Linked DNA regions of Homo sapiens: all the other regions are linked to region 3. Evidence: chromatin contacts called from ENCODE Hi-C data. All regions are on one chromosome and are shown on one strand. The core of a region is the stretch at or near the end of the contact, and the rest is flanking DNA. Distances in the headings are between cores, read along the strand shown. Region 1 overlaps FRMD3 (FERM domain containing 3). Region 2 has its middle 6.2 kb from the start of FRMD3. Region 3 has its middle 65 kb from the start of FRMD3-AS1.

Region 1 (4,347 bases), core at 95-2,594, 320 kb before region 3:
TGAATTTTCCTACTTAAGTTCACTAGCTAGCCCGTGCATTCGCCCTCTTCCTCCTCTCCATGTTATTCTTGTTGGCGAAAGTGTATGATGTACTTTCTGTTTCTAAGATAGAAAATATGATGTACTTTCTGTTTCTAAGATAGAAAGTGTATGATGTACTTTCTGTTTCTAAGATAGAAAGTGTATGATGTACTTTCTGTTTCTACGAAACTTGGAGTTTACTTGTGGGGAAAGTCAAAGACACATGAACATTGAAATATTAGTAGAAACAATTAAATAGCAACAGAAGTTAATAAAAGGCGAAGGGCTAAATGGAATGCACAGAACCTGCTGTGGAAGGTAGGTGAGGGGAGGACTGGACCGGAGTCATGTGGAATGATTCTGTGGACCTAAGTATTGGGAGTTCTTGTGGATTTAGAGTTGGCAAGAGTGGGTGGACAAACTTGGCAGGGAGACTGGTGTGCACAGAGGCAGGGGGTTGGGAAGAGGCAAGGTGGGCCAGGGGCTTGAGATGTCGGTGTAAGAGTCTAGGGGCTGGAGTCCTGTGGGAGAGAAAGCTCAAATGCCAGTAGCCAGGTTGAGTTTGGGTATTCCATATACAAAGGGGGAACATCTAAGTCTTTGAGGAATATAATAATGATTGATTTTGGAGGTTAAACTGGCAGGATGCAGAAAGCGTTGGAAGGGGAAATATTGTAAGCATGGAGCCTGGGAGGTTTCGCCACAATCCTGGTGAGTGTGGCAGGGTTGGTGGCTGTAGAAGGGAAATGAAGAGGCAGATTAGAGAATAGTTTTGAAAGAACACTCGTGACTTGACTGCCTATGAGGAAAGCCTACTGGCATTTTATGCAAGTATAAATTATGTGCATTTGAGGTAGTCCAGCATAAAACTATCGAAAAAGATATTTTATATGAGAAATTTAGAAATAACCCCAAATCCTTTCTTCTCATCGGTGGCAGAGTCAACTCTCATGGCACAGGTTTTCACACTTTGAAAAATTGATCCATTCACACAAAAAGTGATTCTTTCAGTAAGAAAATCTGACTTTTCTGTTGACAGTATGCTTTATAAAGGTAGAGATATGTTCTCATGAAATAAAAGTCACCGAATGGATATTGTGCTGGCCCCTAGTGAGGAGGAGCTGGGCTGGGCTGGTGTGGCGTTCCTTTGGGTGGTGTTCTACTTTCCTGGTAGCATTATCATTGTTTCTGGCTCCAGAATGTCTCCTCTGTCACCTAGGTAAACACCAGTCAGGAAATGTCAGATCCCATGGGGTGACTGGGTGAGCCACTCACTCCCATGTATTACTAACCTTTGTTCCTGATGAGCGTTTCCTGAACTCTTTGGGGGCATGTTTCACGTGTGTGTCATAACAGATGTTCCTTGAAGAATTATGCTTGAGAAATGCTGCAGGTTTTATTTCCCTCACCCTGATCTTCTCTGCAGCTCATAGCACACATCAGCTTATTTATGGCTCTTGGGCAAGTGAGCAAACTAGTTTGACGTTGTTGACTCCAGCTTTTCCTATACTTATTTGACCATGGACCACTATTTTTGCACTATGCTTACTAAAATCTGAGCGGTGAGTTCTGGGGAAAATAGGGCTGGGAATGGAGTTTTTCCCAGTGGCATCTCTGGTAGCACCCTAGTCCCTTCAATGAATGAGCAAATGAATGTTCACGAGGCCCTTGCTCTGTGTTGTCACTATACAAGGTGATTTGCTTGTATTCTCACATTCAAACCTCAACAAGCCTCTTAGGTGGATTTAAGGATACAAGGCTCACATGAGTTAGGACACTTGCCCAAAGTTACATAGTTAGGAAATGACAGGCCCAGAGCTGGAGTCCAGATCAACTCCAAGTCCAGTGTGGGACGCCATTGCTAGCTCCCTGGTGAGAATTTTGGGTTCAGTCAGTAAAACAGCAGCCATTTCATCACAGAGGTTTCATACTTCACCACTTAAACAAATACAAATGTTTCTGTTGGTAAAATAAACCTCCCAGGTCTTCTCAGAGACCATCTAGCCCATTGTGGTCAGAAAAGAAGCTTTGAACAAGGTGAATTTGCAATGATTGGTTTTTAGCCCTTTTCCAGGGAGAGGATGAGTCCCTGTTCTTCCTGATGCTCTCTCTTCCTTTGTGTGGAGCAGTACGGGCTTTCCTGGACCTGCTCATCCAGCCTTGCCTCCCTGCATTCAGTTTCCCAAGCCGGTGTCCCACCCACCCTCACTGACCTGCAACTGTGTCCTCATGCCCTTCCCTTGTGAATGATAGCTCAAAATGGTGAAAGAGGAACTCAGTCATCTGCTGAGCATTATTGTGTAACGCTAGATATTGATATGAGAAAATGGAGCAGAGCCGTGAAGATAGTTGCCTGTTTTTCCAGTTGCCTAATGGGTTGTTAGACTCCCTGATAGACCTAGGAATTTACAAGTTGCCCAGAATGTTTCAATTTCTTTTTCCTGCTTCATCTTTTCAGTATTTGTGCCAGTTTGACCAGCAGAGCAGAAGGCCAGAGCCGTTCTCTGTGCTGTCAAATCTGTTCTGAGTGTATCATCTTGAGGGAGTACGTGTTGGTCCATCTTTTATTCTCAATTTCCTCTCACCTGTCTAGAGGCAGAGGGATGTCACCTTCTCCCCCCTAAAACTGGAGTTTTATGAGACAGAGTTAGCTGTGAGCAGTTTTCCTCTAGTACTGAGGCAGGACCATTAAATTGTTCTCTACTGCTGTTTGCTTCTATGTTTTGTTAGTAACCATTAATTAGTTTTAAAGATTTAGAAACTAAAACAGATGGGGGAAAATGCTCCAGCTTGTGTAAGATCACATTCTTCAGTCACTTTTATTGCATGTGAAGAAAAAGGAGAATCACCCTAAAGTGAAATTCACAGGTTAACTCCAAGTCTTCTTTGAATAATCCAGCCTGCAAATATTCATTTATTATTCATCTGCAATGTGCAAGGCACCATGAAACATCTTTGACATCAAAAATCATTGTACCACATCCTACCAGATTAGCTTGTGTATTCTATTCATGAATCCAGACCTTCTGATCGGGACCCTTCTGGGACATCAAAGGTCAGCCTCAGGGTTAGGCACACATTGGTGTGCAGAGGATTGGAGAGCTATCACAAGGCAAGGGGATTTTTGAGGCTGACAATTCAAATCCAGTCTCTGGCAGCAGCATAGTCCCTTAAACAAATTAACAAATAAACGTTTACTAGGCCCCCTGCCCTGTGTGCCACTCTGCAAGCTGATTTACATGTGTTCTCTCTCAAATCTCAAAACAACCCTCTGAGAGAGATCTGAGGTAACTGAGGCTCAGATAAGTTAGGGAACTTGTCTAAGCTTATATAGAAAATGGCAGGGTGAGGACTGCAGCCCAGATCAACACTAAGTTCAGCGTGTAAGCCATCGCCCCCTCTCTAATGGGAAGTTTGGGTTCAGTTCAGTAAGTGCAGTGGGGTGAGGTCCAGAACCTTCTCTGGGCTTTTCTAAATGTGCTCCAGTGGAGAGGGAACTATAGATGGAACTTCAGAGCAGCTGGAATCTGGGGCTGTGGTGCTTAGGTGTTCCCTGAGTGGTAGAACCTCTCCTTATTTAAAAAAAATTCTTTTAAATTTGCTACATCAGTTTCTTCTGGAAAACTGGGAATGGTTATGAGTTCATAGCTCCTCTCAGCCAGATTTAATGGTTTCAACACACCGGATCAACTGTACTTTAAAAAGTACAAATGCCTGGGTCCTATCCCCAGAGCTCTTCAGCCTGGGAATCTCTACTTTTATACAGCTCTAGGGAATTCAAACGTGCGTAAGAGTTTGAGAACTAGTGGACCAGCAGCTGCTCCTGCGGGCTTTCTCCCCGCCCCCCATCTTAGTTTTCTGAGATCTCTCATTGGTGAGAAGACACTGGCTGCATGAGTTTTAATTATGTATGACCACGGAGCCTTTACCTGACAATAGCCGGTTTCTAATTCCCATCTGAGCTTTGAATTCAGGCATTTCCCTCTCCTCCAGTTTAATGTGTTTTTTTTTTCTCTTTGTCTCAAATAAAAAAGGACGTTGTTGCTCTTATTTAATTCCATGTTTTCCATGAGGTGGTTCATACATCCTTATCAATGACTTTGAAAAGGTGCAATTATTTGGTCTTAAGTTTCTCCTCCACAAGTGAGTGATAGCCTCATGAATAAGAGATGACTCCTTTTTCTCACCAGGCACTTCCCTGTTGCCCCTGTACTCTCTCATTTGACTTTGACATTTTGACAATTCGAATTCTCCCTGGCAGGTGTGAAATCATGAAGTTCCTTGACCTGTAGGTATACCATCTAATGATTGTCTACGAAGCATCTG
Region 2 (4,124 bases), core at 1,110-3,609, 390 kb before region 3:
GTTAATATTGATGTTTGAAGCTTTGTTCCTGTCATAATGTTAATTGTTACCTAGTTGCTTTGTAGTCTCAACTGTGTAATTGTTTTATACAACTTGTGAGTTTTATACTTTTTATGTGTTTTTATGATGAAGACATTTTGTCTCTATGTTTAGAACTTCTTTGACATTTCTTATAGAGCCAGTCTAGTGGCATCAAATTCCCTTAGTGTTTGCTTGTCTGGGAAATAGTTTATTTCTCCTTCATTTATGAAGCTTAATTTTGCAGGATATAGAATTGTTGGCTGACAGTTTTTTTGTTTTGTTTTGTTTTTTGAGACGCAGTCTTGCTCTGTCACCCGGGGTGGAGTGCAGTAGCACAATCTTGGCTCACTGCAACCTCTGCCTCCTGGGTTCAAGTGATTTTCATGCCTCAGCCTCCTATGTAACTGGGATTATAGGGGCTTACCGCCATGCCTGGCTAATTTTTGTATTTTTGGTAGAGATGGCATTTCACAATGTTGTCCAGGCTGGTCTCAAACTCCTGATCTCAAGTGATCCACCCACCTTGGCCTCTCAAACTGCTGGCATTACAGGTGTGAACCACCATGCCTGGCTTTTTTTTTTTTTTTGAAGACTGAAAATAGGACCCTTATCTCTTCTGTCTGGTAAGTTTTCTGATGAGAAGTCTGCTGTTAGTGTGATGGGATTTCCTTTACAGGTGATTAGACAGTTTTCTCTTGCTGCTATTAGGATTCTTTTTCTTCATGTTGACTTTGGACAGTCTGGTGACTATACACCTTGGTGATGTTTGTCTTGCAATATATCTCCTAGGAGTTCTCTGAGCTTCTTGTATCTGGATGTGTAAATCTCTAGCAAGAAAAGTAAAGTTTTCCTCAATTATTCCCTCAAATAGGTTTTCCAAACTTTTAAATTTTTCTTCTTCTCCCTCAGGGATACCTATGACTTACAGGTCTGGATGGTTTATAATACCATATTTCTCAAAGGCTTTGTTCGTTTAAAAAATTATTTTCTCGGCCGGGTGTGGTGGCTCACTCCTGTAATCCTAGCACTTTGGGAGGCCGAGGGGGGCAGATCACGAGGTCAGGAGATCAAGACCATCCTGGCTAACACGGTGAAACCCCATCTCTACTAAAAATACAAAAAATTAGCTGGGTGTGGTGGTGGGCGCTTGTAGTCCTAGCTACTTGAGAGGCTGAGGCAGGAGAATGGCATGAACCCAGGAGGCGGAGCTTGCAGTGAGCTGAGATCGCACCACTGCACTCCAGCCTGGGTGAAAGAGCAAGACTCCATCTCAAAAAAAAAAAAAAAAAAACAAAAAAAAACAACACTTTTCTCTGTATTTTTGTCAGATTGGGTTACTTCCAAAGACCTGTCATTGAGCTCTGAAATTCTTTCTTCCTCTTGGTCTAATCTATTGTTAAAGCTTTCAACTGTATTTTGTAATTGCTTCAATGACTGTTTCATTTCCAGATGTTCTTTTATTTTTTAAATCTTTTTCCTTAGTAAATTTTTCATTCATACCTTGAATTGTTTTCTGATTTCCTTGTGTTGTTTTTCAACTTTCTCTTGGATCTCATTGAGCTTCCTTACAATCTATATTTTTAATTCTTTATCTGGTGTTTTGGAATTTTCATTTTGGTTAGGATCCATTGTTAGATATTTAGTGTGATCCTTTGAGGTTATCATAACACACTCTTTTTTTCATGCTGCTGGAATTGTTGTGTTGGTCCTTTCTTATTCTGAGGTGTCACTTCTTATTTTTGAATTTACTTTTGTTTGGACAAGACTTTTTATTTCTTCTTTGAGGATGACTGTAATGTATGTTGAATAGGATTGTTTGGCTTTGCTTCTTGGTGCTTTCAGGGGGCCAAGGCTCTGTATGAATTCCTTGGTTATAGATAACGTTAGTATGGTTGTTTTCTCAAATGCTGGTTGTAGTAGTGGTGTACTGGGCATGTGAGTAGGCTCTCAGTCTCCTGTAAAGACGGAGATAGAAGTCTTCAGAAACTTATCTCGGTCCCTAGTGCTGTACACTGAGTCAGCCAAATTTGTATTAGGTTGTGCAGTTTGACTTCCAGACCAGTAGGTGGCACTTGAAGGTAAGAGCTTCTGTGGCAGACGCAGATGGGTATATACTTGATCTTTTTTTTCAGCTGGGAGAAGCTCTGTGTTGTCACAGGCAATTATCTGGCCTGTGGAATACACCATTCTCTGAGTTTCCTGCTCAGCCCTGGGTTGGGGAGTGGCCAAAGCTGAGTCAAGCTGGACTGCCAGGCTTGTTCTTGGATAACCCAATGCCAAGCACAAGCACAAGCCCTGATGGGGTGCTTAGGGGAGCTTCTGGTGAAATGCACAAAGGTCTCCTCAGGGGGTCAGGGGGCTGCACCAGCTCCATGGTGCAGAAACGCAGTCTTCTTCCCTATCATGCCTCTGTCCCAGGGCTCATGACTCAGTTCGACAGACACTTCAATGTAGCTGAGAGACATGGACAATGCCTTTCCTGTGGCTCTCTGCTGAAATGGCTTTGGTGTGGAGCCTCTTCCCTCAGCCCAAAATAGACAGCTTTATGGCTCACCTGTTCTTGCTGCAGGAATGCTGCCACTGTCTGTACAGAGGTGGAGGGGCCCTGTCTTTTGTACAATCTAGGGCCCAGTGGGGACATTGCCAGTAAGGATGCAGTCATCCTTAATAGCCCTGGAATGGCTGTCTACAGGTATGCTTAAGCCAAACCCTGGCGGCAGCAGCTATGCGGGGAGTAGGAGGCTTCATCTCCATTACCAGGCCCAAGCACTGGGGCCACCTGGCTGCTATGGCAGAACCACACTCTTCACCCACAGAGCCAAGCACAGTGCCCATGTCGCTGTTGAAAGGAGTGCAGTCACTTTCAGCACAGAAGTGGGGAGCTCTCAGGAATAGGAGAGCACACTCTATGGTTTCTTTTGTCCTAACAGGTGTTCCCTTGGCATGCTGCACTCTGCCTTTTCCTTGGAACAGCATGCCCTGAGGGTCAGACCCTCAGCTCTCCTGGGTCCAGCTGGCCCCATGTGGGTGCCACAATCTCAGTGGGTGCTGAGGGATGTCTGCAGGGGATTTGGTGATGTGGAGACACAAGAACTGAGATTCCCTGGGCAGGATAGAGTCCCAAAATGGGTGCACACCCAGTGTGGTGCCCGCTACCATAGCTCAAATTTGGGGGTTGCTGACAGCCCAGTGCAGTGCCCTCAAGAAATTCCCAAATTGCCGCCCACACCGATGCATAAGCTTGTGAGGGCAGAGGAGCTCTTCAACAGTTTGGAAACTAGCAATCTGTCACAGGGGTGAGGGCAACCCAAAACATCCCCACTTACCCTTTCCATGGGACCCCAAGTCCTTCAGGATTCAATTTCTGCCAAATTCTTGCCTCCTCCTTTTTTCTGTGCCCTAGCTTCTGCTTGTGAATTTTCCAATAGGCCTTCACACTCGTCTCTTAATCTTTTGAGTTATGATTTTTCACCTCTAACTTTGGTTCTTCTTTTTTGGGGAGATTGGGTGATCAGTGTCTCCAGTCAGCCATCTTGAAGCTGCCCTAAAAGTTTTACATTTTAACTGAGTCCAACTTATGCTTTTGATGTGTTGATGTTTGTTGATTTTTATCACCAAACTGAAGATTACCTAAATTTTCCCTCATGTTATCTCCTAGAAGTTTTATTGTTTACATGTGAGTCAATGATTTATTTTGACTTAAAATTTGTGAACAGTGTGTGGTCTATGTCTATACTCATTTTTTTGCATGTGAATGTCTAGTTTTTCCAGCACCATTTGTCAAAAAGATTATCCTTTCTCCATTGGACTGACTTTGCTTCTTTGTCAAATATCAATTGACTGTATTTGTGTGGGTTTCTTTCTGGTCCCTCTATTTTGTTCCACTGATCAATTTGTTTATTCTTTTGCCAGTACCATACTGCCTTGATCACTTTGGTTTTATATTAAGTCTTAAAGTCAGGTAATATCAGTCATCTGAGTTTGTTTTTCTTCAGTATTGTGTTAGCTACTCTGGGTTTTTGCCTTTCCATATAAACTTTAAAAAAAGTTTGCTGATATCCACAAAGTAACTAGCTCAGGTTTTGACTTGGGTTGCACTTAAC
Region 3 (4,289 bases), core at 998-3,497:
CACAACCCAGAATTGTTCTGTGCAAGCCAGGAAGGTTCTGGATAAACTGGGATGGATGATTATCCCACTGTTAGTTAAGTGAAGGTAGTCAAAGAGGCAGTTATATAAATGAGTGTGGAATCCCTGGGAGGTGCCTGTTCCAGATCTACAAATTTTGGAGTCATCAGTAAGTTGATCATATTTAAAATCATAAGATTGGATGGGGCCACTAAAGGGAGTGAGTGTAATTAGGAAAGAAGAGGGGTTGAAGATCTATGCCCTGGGCATTCCACCACTGGTAGGGTAAAGAACATGAGGAACCAGCAACAGAGACTGAAAGCTGGAACTGGAACTCCAATTACAGAGTGTCCCTTTATCAGGTAGCAAACAGTGCTCATACTTCAGAGAACCAGAATATTCATTGAGTGCTTGTTATCTGCTAGGAGCTTTCACATTTTTGTGGAATTCCTGAAGAAGAGGTTGAAATTAAATGACCATGGGCTTGAGGAGGGAACACAAACTCCAGATGCAGGTCAATATAAGATCAGAGAGAAGAGTATGTGTGTGCCAGATGGAAGAAGGCAGGCCTCTTCTAAAGAAATTTTTTAGAATAATTTTTGTAATTGTGTGAGACAAGGAAATTATCTCTTTGGACCAGATATGATGCATGGGCCATAAGTTTGTGACATCTGCTGTCTATAAAGTCTTCAAAAGAGATATTATTCTTATGTTTTCAGTCAGGGTAAAGGAATCCCAGGGCCATATAACTATTAAGTGACAGATCCTGGGATGGAAACTTGAGTCTGCTGACTGAGAGCTGGTGTTCTTTTTATTGCACCAAACTGCTGTCCTGGAATTTCTGAAACCAAATCATGCTGGCAGTTGACTGCTGAATCTAAGCACCACTTTGGCTCTGTCTTGTATGACTGTTGCAGTGAACAGATAAAATGGAGAAAATTATGTTTTGTTTGTTCCAGAATATTCTCATTAGTACTTTTATAGTTCCACCTCAACCCATTCAAGCTCTAAATGGAAAATGAGGAAGCTTTGTGTATTTTTCACCAGAAGTCCCTTGTCTTTGAAGTCTGAAGGAAGTGTAGGGAACCCAATGATATGGTTTGGCTGTGTCCTCACCCAAATCTCATCTTGAACTGTAGCTCTCATAATTCCCATGTGTTGTGGGAGGGACCCGGTGGGAGATAATTTAATCATGGGGGCGGTTTCCCCCATACTGTTCTCATGGTAGTGAATACATCTCACAACATCTGATGGTTTTATAGGGGGAAATCCATTTTGCTTGGTTCTCATTCTCTCTTGTCTGCTGCCATGTAAGGCATGCCTTTCACCTTCTGCCATGATTGTGAGGCCTCCCTGGCCTCATGGAACTGTGAGTCCATTAAACCTCTTTTTCTTTATAGATTACCCAGTCTTGGGTATGTCTTCATCAGCAGCATGAAAATGGACTAATACACCCAAACACAGATAGAAGAAGGGTCACAGAGCATCCAGGTATTCTAAAGGCCTTAAAATGTATTTATGGCCCTGTAACCTGACTTGGGAATTGAACGGCTCCAAAATGCTGCCCATTGTTCTTGGACTCAGCTGCCTTTGCCTTTTATTCCTTTCTGGTTTACCTCTGGATTCAGGCTGCCTGTTTGTACTGGGTGACATAAGTGTTCTCCCTTGGCTGTGCCTCTTGTTTTTCTTACTAACCCACAAGAGGTGGTGGGAAGAAGGTTAGCTCTGACTCAGCAGGCTGGTAGATGAGGCTAGACTTTGCTACCTCCTTTCGGTGTGATCTTGGGGCAAGCCACACAGAATTTCTGGGCCTCCTTTTTTCATTCTAAAGTAGGAGTGAAAATACCTTCCTCCATTATTTCCTTAGATAGTTGTGAACCCACAGTAAAGTGTTAGTTATTTCACCTACATGAGAACACTTTATTAATGCAATGAGGCAAGGATTCTTATTTTAAAAGCAAGCAGGAAGAAAATAGTATGCCAATGCAAAGACAGAAAAAGGCAGGCTTTAGAAAAATTGGATTGTGAGCAAGGATATCACCATGGGGTAGAAAGAGAGATGGCCAACCTAGGTAGAGAACTTGTGGAAATCATGCTCTGACTCTTTGTGCTTTAGAAGTTCCTGACTTTTGAGTGTTTCAAAGGCCATCAGGTGCACTCAGGAAGTGGGAACACAGGGTCAGGGCAGAGAAGGGGAGGAGACTAGCTTCTTGCCCAGCTGTGAGTTTTCTCACTGTGACTCATGCAGAGAGAAATCTAGTATTCAGAAGTGACTGGCCTGTCTGAAATTACATGACTGAAAATAAGGACTGTGGATGGTACTTTCAGTGCTGGGAAGAAAGGGTTCTAGAAAGGTTTGAACTTTCAAATGAGACCTTACGGTCAAATAGATAAAGCAAAGAGGCCAAAGGAGGGTGCCAGCCAGTCAATTTGCAGAAGACTGTGTAGTTCACAGGGCTTTCCACATCGCTTCTGTCCTTTCCTCCTGACAGTGACACTATACAAACCAGGCAGGTATTGTCCTCATTTTTAAACTAAGGAATCTGAACCCCATTGATGCAAAGACCTGGTAAGTGGCAGAATGTACACTAGAACTTGGGTCTGCTATCTTAATTTACTCTTTACTTTCCAGCTATCTGGAGTCTGTATTTGCCAACGCCCAGACAAGTTAAGCAACTTCTGAAAGGTCACACAGCAGTTAGTAGCAGAACCAGGGCTCAACCAGATGTTGAGACGCTATACGCTATGCATTCTCCACTATTCCATGCAGCCTGTCAAGTGGGTGGTGGAAATGTTGTTTGACAACTGTCAGGTACTCAGCATGGCTGGGAGAAATATCCTGACCTCAGTGAGATGACATTCCATGGCAGTAGGTGACACACTTGAGCCTATCATATGGGCTGCCAGGGAACGTGCCACACAGTCCTCACTATATGGCTAGGCGAAGCTTGTGGAGTTTTATCTTTTTGTTTCCCTTCTTAAGGCTCCCTTGGTACTGAGGACTAGAAAAGAACATCCAAAGAAGAGAGGCGTTAAACAGCCTTGTGCAACAGGTCTGGTATGAGAACTCTACTGGCAGGGGGTGGCATTTGTAAGTCTTTGACAAGTAGCTGAATTACTGGGTTGGAGAAGAAATGCTGTAACTTCCAGGAAGGAAAGAAGGCAGCTCAGGGTCGCCATGATGGAGAAACAAAGGAAAAGGGGCTCAGATAACTTTCTATTGATGTAGATCTTTTCTGAAGTTTTGATAGCATTAGAGAAGGTCTTCTTAAACTCAGCGACAATTTTTTAGGGTTTTGGGCAATATAAATGGTGGGCTCCTTTGAATGTGCAAGGAACAAGAAATTTCATATAAGCAGTAACATATTAAAATGAAAAAGTGTGTTTAATCAGATATATACCATTTAATAAGTGCCTTGTGGAGAGAGCAATATGTCCTAAACTAAGAGAGGGAGAGTGAAACTGAGAGTGAGAACAAGAGAGAGAAAGAGAAAATATGAATATACATGGTGTATAAGGGAAGTGGTGATGTTAATAATGTATCTTTTAAGAGAAAGAATCGATGGGACCAGCTAAACTATGTCTTAACTAAAATCATTATGGCTGAGTTGAAATTTATCAAACATTTCTAATTCCTACTATATTTTATATTATATAGAAATATATGCAAAAACAAGTTTTCCGAAGTGGTCCTTCATGGCAAAATTAAGCAGCACAGAGTATTTTATTAAGGCAGAGTAGAAGACATTGCCATACAAAGTTCTCCAATGATATGCTTTATTTTGGTCTGAGTGCAGTCACTAACTGCCATAGAAGGGGTGTCTGTGGCTAGCAAGGATTAGTCTTGTCAACAGTGCCTAAAGTTTTCCTAGTTATCTCTCGGTTACAGTTGGCACTATCAATACTGAAGACCAATGGAAAATAAATAAGTAGGTTATGAGTTGGGTTTCAGTTATAGTTTCCTGAGTGTGTGTGTGTGTGTGTGTGTGTATGTGTGTCTGTGCGCACATGCGCATATATATTCAGAGAATCAAGTAGCCTTCATTGATCATTTTCAGTATGTTAGAACATAATGTGAAATTCCAAGGAAGGAACCACTTGGTATTTTTAAAGAGAGAAGCCTGGAAAACCCCCATACAACATTTTCATTTTAGTTCCATGCATGAAGAAAGGCAGTGGATTAAGGCAATGGATTTTTAGGCTTAAGCAGAGGCTTGGGAGGGAGAAGATGTGTATCAAATCCTAACTCACCTTCACCAAGATGTGGTCTCTTTCTCAACTTGGGGTTCCTT

The links. A loop is a pair of places that touch in the nucleus more often than their neighbours do. Pooled maps may share reads with other maps.
Region 1: a pooled map shows a loop between it and region 3 (17-fold over the local background). The contact joins two enhancer-like sites. A Hi-C loop is called at or near these places in 5 of 37 single-sample maps with no recorded cell type and 3 of 50 pooled maps.
Region 2: a loop to region 3 is called in a pooled map, with 2.5 times the contacts of the local background. The contact joins two enhancer-like sites. A Hi-C loop is called at or near these places in 2 of 50 pooled maps.

Annotation. Positions count from the first base shown.
Region 1 is chr9:83,469,373-83,473,719 of GRCh38, reverse strand. The region is part of intron 1 of FRMD3 (FERM domain containing 3); the gene reads left to right. Among named protein-coding and RNA genes, the nearest start is that of FRMD3, 67 kb to the left of the region's middle. RefSeq lists enhancers at 1-77, 128-287. Within about 2 kb of position 1,344, at least 9 of the 41 ENCODE cell types and tissues checked have a DNase peak (open chromatin) inside an H3K27ac peak, as active enhancers do.
Region 2 is chr9:83,542,545-83,546,668 of GRCh38, reverse strand. It overlaps a transcript of FRMD3 not described here. Among named protein-coding and RNA genes, the nearest start is that of FRMD3, 6.2 kb to the right of the region's middle. Within about 2 kb of position 2,359, at least 2 of the 41 ENCODE cell types and tissues checked have a DNase peak (open chromatin) inside an H3K27ac peak, as active enhancers do.
Region 3 is chr9:83,152,434-83,156,722 of GRCh38, reverse strand. It overlaps a transcript of RASEF not described here. Among named protein-coding and RNA genes, the nearest start is that of FRMD3-AS1, 65 kb to the left of the region's middle. Within about 2 kb of position 2,247, at least 5 of the 41 ENCODE cell types and tissues checked have a DNase peak (open chromatin) inside an H3K27ac peak, as active enhancers do.